2 separate regions of the Homo sapiens genome follow, and region 2 is linked to region 1. The links are chromatin contacts, found by Hi-C in ENCODE. All regions are on one chromosome and are shown on one strand. The core of a region is the stretch at or near the end of the contact, and the rest is flanking DNA. Distances in the headings are between cores, read along the strand shown. Region 1 overlaps PALM2AKAP2 (PALM2 and AKAP2 fusion). Region 2 holds the start of LINC02977 (long intergenic non-protein coding RNA 2977).

Evidence for each region. A loop is a pair of places that touch in the nucleus more often than their neighbours do. Pooled maps may share reads with other maps.
Region 2: a loop to region 1 is called in a map with no recorded cell type, with 8 times the contacts of the local background. The contact joins the promoter of LINC02977 here to the enhancer-like site in region 1. A Hi-C loop is called at or near these places in 6 of 37 single-sample maps with no recorded cell type and 6 of 50 pooled maps.

Annotation. Positions count from the first base shown.
Region 1 is chr9:109,966,342-109,969,513 of GRCh38, reverse strand. All of the region lies in intron 6 of PALM2AKAP2 (PALM2 and AKAP2 fusion), which reads right to left. Among named protein-coding and RNA genes, the nearest start is that of PALM2AKAP2, 190 kb to the right of the region's middle. RefSeq lists enhancers at 1,297-1,366, 1,757-1,876, 1,887-1,936, 2,617-2,716. Within about 2 kb of position 1,758, at least 9 of the 41 ENCODE cell types and tissues checked have a DNase peak (open chromatin) inside an H3K27ac peak, as active enhancers do.
Region 2 is chr9:112,039,118-112,042,342 of GRCh38, reverse strand. It overlaps LINC02977 (long intergenic non-protein coding RNA 2977), which reads left to right and starts at 1,919. Exons shown (of 3, transcript NR_186812.1): 1 at 1,919-3,225. It overlaps SUSD1 (sushi domain containing 1), which reads left to right. Exons shown (of 17, transcript NM_022486.5): 16 at 383-476; 17 at 851-1,560. The coding sequence ends at 851. RefSeq lists enhancers at 33-671, 77-1,276, 672-1,311.

The DNA of each region.
Region 1 (3,172 bases), core at 509-3,008:
TGCCAGACCAGCAGCCTTGGGGTACAGAGTCTGATATCACTTGATTTAAAGAAAACAAAGTGGCACTTCTTGCATAAGTGTGTGGACCAAGACTGATACTGCTACCCTTTGTGGGTGATATTCAGGAGACAGAGTGAATGAGAAAGATGCTGGAAGGTTAGGACAGAGCGGGAGACTGTTTCAGGCGAGAGGAGACTCACAGTGGCTGAGTGAGGAAGCACAAGGTGTGGGGAGAGCCACAGGCTGTCTGTCCTATTTGGCCCAGACCAGCAGCTGTGGAGCTGCTGAGCTTTTGCAAACCCTGTTCCTTCTTTCTGGAATACTCTTGGCATGGCTGCCTTCCTCATCTTTCAGATGTCAGCTGAAATGTCCTGTCTTCAGAGGGTCCTTTCTGGGAGTCGTGTGTGTGTGTGTGTGTGTGTGTGCACGCACATTTGTAGAGGTGCAGGAAAAGACTGTCAGATCAGAGGGTCTTGCATTTTACATTCCTGCAGCTGTTCTGTTCAGTTGCTTTCTAGTCAGTTTTTTTCTTAGTCTCTAAATTACCACAGTCTCTCTGTCTGTGTCACACTCCACAGTTTTATAGCCCGGAGAGGAACTGGGTCTGGGGTCACTCCCTGGAATCTGAGGATCATGTTCTGTCACTGGAAGAAATCCTGAGATTCTTCTAATGAAGACAGAGGGCTGACATAGCCAGCCTTTCCAGGGGTCTTAGTGGCAGACTTACTGGGAGTTTTGAAGTGAAATGTAGCTGCCCTGAAAATCGCGCTGAAAATCGCGGCTGGACTCCTTAGGGCTTCCCCCCACAATTCCTGTGCATTGATTTCACATGGAGTCCCCAGAAATTTGGGGGACTGGGAGCTGGGTACAAGTGGTAGATGCTGAAGGCTAACACAAAATCAGGGCCTCTTTCAGAAACCCAGGTTTCCCACCTCCCTTTGTAGGGTGCAATGAAACCCAACAGAGTGGCCAGAGACAGGGACTTTTGTCTTGGGAGAGTACTGTTTCCTGTTGATGATATAGCTAGACGTCTTCGGAGAAAACCTTTCACTGAGAGATCTAGTCGCTTCTGCTCTCAGTTTGGGCTATAAACAGGAAATAGAGAGAGCTGCTTAGAAATGAGATATCATTATAATCAAAATAGCTCTTGTTGATTTTTGCTTTCTCCTGGAATTCCAGTTTCCATTTAGTGGAAGAAGGAGGTTTCCCAGCAGATCCAGGCCTTCCACAGCCTATGGGGTACGCGAGGGCCTCAAGTTGCAAAGCAGGCAGGCCAGACCCCCAGGGCCATGGTGGCCTCTGAGCAAATGCAGGAGTCCCTCTCCCTGGGAGAAGTGCCAGAGAGGACTGTTCTGGGAGAGATTTCCAGAATTCCAGTATCCTTTCTTCTTCAGACCACACAGCCTCAGTCCTAAATCCTTTACCATTCATTCATTCATTCATTTATTCATTCCCTCATCAAACAAACATTGTTTGGGTCACTTTTGTGTGCCAAGCACTGTGGTAGACACCAGAACTATTGCAGAGAAAAAGACCAAGTCCTTGCTTTCAAGAAGCTTATGATCTGGTGTGAGAGATAGATACTCAGATACTCACACACCATCCTGCCTGTTGGAGAATAACTTCAAGTGGTCTTCATGGTACCCCAAACCCACAAATTTAAACACAACAAAGTCAACTTTCCCTGGTTGACTCATCCACCACTTTCTGTTCCTCCCAGAGCTTCCTTAAGCAGGCCATTGTGGTGGTTTTGAGACATGTCTAAAAATTCTTTGACACTTCTCCCTTCAAGACATGGAGTCTCAGCCAAGTGCGGTGGCTCACGCCTGTAACCCCAACACTTTGGGAGGCCAAGGCGGGCAGATCACCTGAATTCAGGAGTTTGAGACCAGCGTGGCCAATATGGTGAAATCCCATCTCCACTAAAAATACAAAAATTAGCTGGGTGTGGTGGCGCCTGCCTGTAGTCACAGCTACTCGGGAGTCTGAGGCACAAGAATCACTTGAACCCAGCAAGTGGAGGTTGCAGTGAGCCAAGATCGTGCCACTGCACTCTAGCCTGGGCAACAGAATGAAACTCTGTCTCAAAAAAAAAAAAAAAAGACACGGAGTCTCACTGCGCTACCCTTGCATATGGGCTGGCCTTAGTGCCTTGCTTCTAATACATAGAAGGTGGCAGAAGCGATGCTGTGAGACTTGGAGGCTGGGCAAGAAAAGGTAATACATCTTCTGCCTGGTTCTCTGTCTTGAGATACAGCTGCTGAGCTGTGAAGAGCCCCTTGCCACATGGAGATGCCCTGGGGAGATGTTCTCGCTGACAGCCCCAGCTGAGGTCCCAACAGCCAGCCAGCATCTACCACCGGACACGAGGGGGAGGAAGCCTTCAGGATGACTCTTGACTCTTGCCCCAGCTACATCTAACCACCAGCTTGTGACAGATCCCAAGAACTACATAGCTGAACTGCAAGAGATAATAATAACAACAACAGCATAGAACATAAATCATTTTCGTTTTAGCTTCTAGGTTTGGATGATTTGTTATGTGGCAAAAGACAACCAGAACAATCCTAGAAACACCGTGATGGAACTCCGTTCCTTAACAACTTTGCTACTCAAGGAGTGGCCGGCAGACCCGCGGCACCAGACCACCTGGGAGCTTGCTACAAACACAGACCATTGAGTACCGCCTGAGACCTACTGAACCAGAACCTGCATTTTCACAAGACTGCCAAACATTTCACATGCATGTTAAGCTTTAAGAAGCACTGCTTAGCAAGACTGTTTTGAAAGTACATTATTTTAAGGTCATGCTTTAAAATATTCAAACACCAAAAAATAACGTAACAGACACCAACGTACCAACCATCCAGATTTAAAAGATAAAAAATAGCAAGCATATATTCTGTGCTGAATACTATTGTAAGATCTTTACAAATATTGACTCCTTTAACCTTCATGACAGCCTTGTGAGAGAGGCACTACTTTGTCATTCATTGTTATGTGATAGAGGAAGAAACAGGACAGAAAGATTAAGTCATTCACTCAAGGTCACACAAGCTCATAAGCAGCAGTACTGGTATTAGAACATTAGCAGTACTAAATGCAGGGTACCTGGCTCCAGGGTTGAGCTATTCTGCTAAACATTTAACACTTTGCCACCTCTTCCTTGATA
Region 2 (3,225 bases), core at 670-3,169, 2.1 Mb before region 1:
TAATGACTTGTCCCTCCATGCAAAAGAAAACGGCCCATAAAAATCTATCAAATGTAATTGATTGTGAGAGGACCAACAAAAAATGTAACACGTTGCATAGTATTTGTGTGCTCAACAAGATTAGCTGTTTTCTCCCTTGTAACTTTAACATGGTCTGGCTTTACACTTCCTTTTCAGAAATACCTTGTAACTGTAATTTCCTGAGGCTGCATATCCACAGGGCCAACTCAGGGGACACACAGGCATGTTGGGCATTCTTGGGATTCTTTGTTAAATGGGGCCAAGCTCTGGGTTAAAATGGATTGAGCACAGTGGGGTGTGTGCCTCCTGGGAGGTGGTGATGCCGTGCACTCTGGGCTAAGCCTGTGGTTTTGTCCCACAGATTCGTCACTCATGCTGCTGCAGATGGCGGGTGTTGGACTGGGTTCCCTGGCTGTTGTGATCATTCTCACATTCCTCTCCTTCTCAGCGGTGTGGTATGTGAGGGTGTCATTTTTGAGAAATGACTGGAATGGAGGGGAGGATGGGTCAGAGTCACGAAGAACAGCTGGGGATGAGGGGAGTCAAAGGGAGTGTGGGTGGAGGTTGTCCTTGGCTCAGCAGAGCACACTCAGCGGTGAAAGGCATGACTAACCCTGTACCTCCAGGTAGCATGGGGGATGCCTTCCCAGGAAAAGAGCAGGACCAGTGATGGCTGCCCTGGCCACACACAGAGGGGTGGCTGAGCTTCCATGCTGCTCCCCCTCGCCTCCTCCCATGGGTGTGCGTGTGAGCTGTGCATAGAGATGCACAGTGGGAAAACCAAAGTGTGTTCATATTTGTCTCTTTTCTTTTCCTCCTCCATGTCTAGATGGCAGATGGACACTGAGTGGGGAGGATGCACTGCTGCTGGGCAGGTGTTCTGGCAGCTTCTCAGGTGCCCGCACAGAGGCTCCGTGTGACTTCCGTCCAGGGAGCATGTGGGCCTGCAACTTTCTCCATTCCCAGCTGGGCCCCATTCCTGGATTTAAGATGGTGGCTATCCCTGAGGAGTCACCATAAGGAGAAAACTCAGGAATTCTGAGTCTTCCCTGCTACAGGACCAGTTCTGTGCAATGAACTTGAGACTCCTGATGTACACTGTGATATTGACCGAAGGCTACATACAGATCTGTGAATCTTGGCTGGGACTTCCTCTGAGTGATGCCTGAGGGTCAGCTCCTCTAGACATTGACTGCAAGAGAATCTCTGCAACCTCCTATATAAAAGCATTTCTGTTAATTCATTCAGAATCCATTCTTTACAATATGCAGTGAGATGGGCTTAAGTTTGGGCTAGAGTTTGACTTTATGAAGGAGGTCATTGAAAAAGAGAACAGTGACGTAGGCAAATGTTTCAAGCACTTTAGAAACAGTACTTTTCCTATAATTAGTTGATATACTAATGAGAAAATATACTAGCCTGGCCATGCCAATAAGTTTCCTGCTGTGTCTGTTAGGCAGCATTGCTTTGATGCAATTTCTATTGTCCTATATATTCAAAAGTAATGTCTACATTCCAGTAAAAATATCCCGTAATTAAGATTGTTCTTCCCTTGGTTAATTTTTCTGTTACTAAGCGTCTTCTAAAAATGCTCTTTGCCCCCTGTTAGAAACTGAGATTTGGTGGTAGTGTAGTAGCAATGCTTAAAACAGTATTGAGCCCATGGCTAGACTAGAGTCCATGTGTGTTTCAGGGGAGGGGTTGCCATAGAGGGTGACACTTCTTTTATCTAAACTTCAGTAACTATGAATGTTACTCCATTATGAACTATGAAACATTAGATATAAGCGGTGCTGGACCTACTGTGAATATGCTAAGTTGACAGCTGGAGTCTATTTGATTTTACTTTTAAATCATGAATTGGCATTCTTTCCTCTTTTTTTTTTTTTTTTTTTTGAGATGGACTCCCACTCTGTTGCCCAGGCTGGAGGGAAGTGGCGTGATCTCAGCTCACTGCAACCTCTGCCTCCCGGGTTCAAGTGATTCTCCTGCCTCAGCCTCCCATGTAGCTGGGACCACAGGGCCCCCCCACCACGCCCAGGTAATTTTTGTATGTTTAGTAGAGATGGAGTTTCACCATGTTGGCCAGGGTGGTTTCAAACTCCTGATCTCAGTTGATTCGCCCACCTTTGCCTCCCAAAGTGCTGAGATTACAGGTGTGAGCCACACGCCCGGCACTAACTAACAATTTAACTCCAAGACTCAGTAAGAAACGAATGGGGAAGGAAAGACAGAGGCTTCTGGCATCTCTCCTTCTCCCTTGCCTGCTAGGCCTAGAGAAGAAAAACCATGGAGGAGGGGAGGTGATACTGCACAGCCTCAAGATGCAGCATAGACGAATGCAGTCCTTAGCAAAAGGAAAGGGCTTCCCAATGCAGTGGGCCGGTGTGTTCACCGGCTTGCTGGGTGTCAGTGAGGGAAGACTCTGAGTGCCTTGGGCTTATGGGCAGATGAAGAGACAAGAGGAACAAGTACAAACTGCCCATGTAGCTGCTCCACCCCAGGGAGTCCAGAGTGTATCCGCTCTATTGGGAAGAATTAGAGAGAGGCGAGTAATATCCTGACATTCAGGTGTTCAATGCCAGCTGTCAGCCTCTGGCCCCTGCCAGTGTTAGGAATGATTCCCCTGTCCTCTGGGGTACTGCCCTCCGACGACAACTTAGGATCAGCATTTAAAACCCTTTCTGCTCTCGTCTTAGGTAAATTATAGACCAGAACGGGTCTATAATGGGGACAGGTCCCCATCCTAACCCCCAGAGACCGTTTCTCTCAATAGATGAATACAAATAGCTCTCAATTTTTAATTTTTATGTGCAATAATGCAAACATACTTTTTTTTTTTTTTGAGACGGAGTCTCACTCTTTCTCCCAGGCGGGAGTGTAGTGGCGCTATCTCGACTCACTGCAAGCTCCGCCTCCCGGGTTCACGCCATTCTCCTGCCTCAGCCTCTGGAGTAGCTGGGACTACAGGTATCCGCCACCGTGCCCAGCTAATTTTTTGTATTTTTAGTAGAGATGGGGTTTCACCGTGTTAGCCAGGATGGTCTCGATCTCATGACCTCGTGATCCACCCGCCTTGGCCTCCCAAAGTGCTGGTATTACAGGCATGAACCACCACGCCTGGCCGCAAACATACATTTTTATAGCTCCTGAACTAAATTGGGTATCAATACAAATTACTGTGGTTAGTGTAGGGCTCGGCCT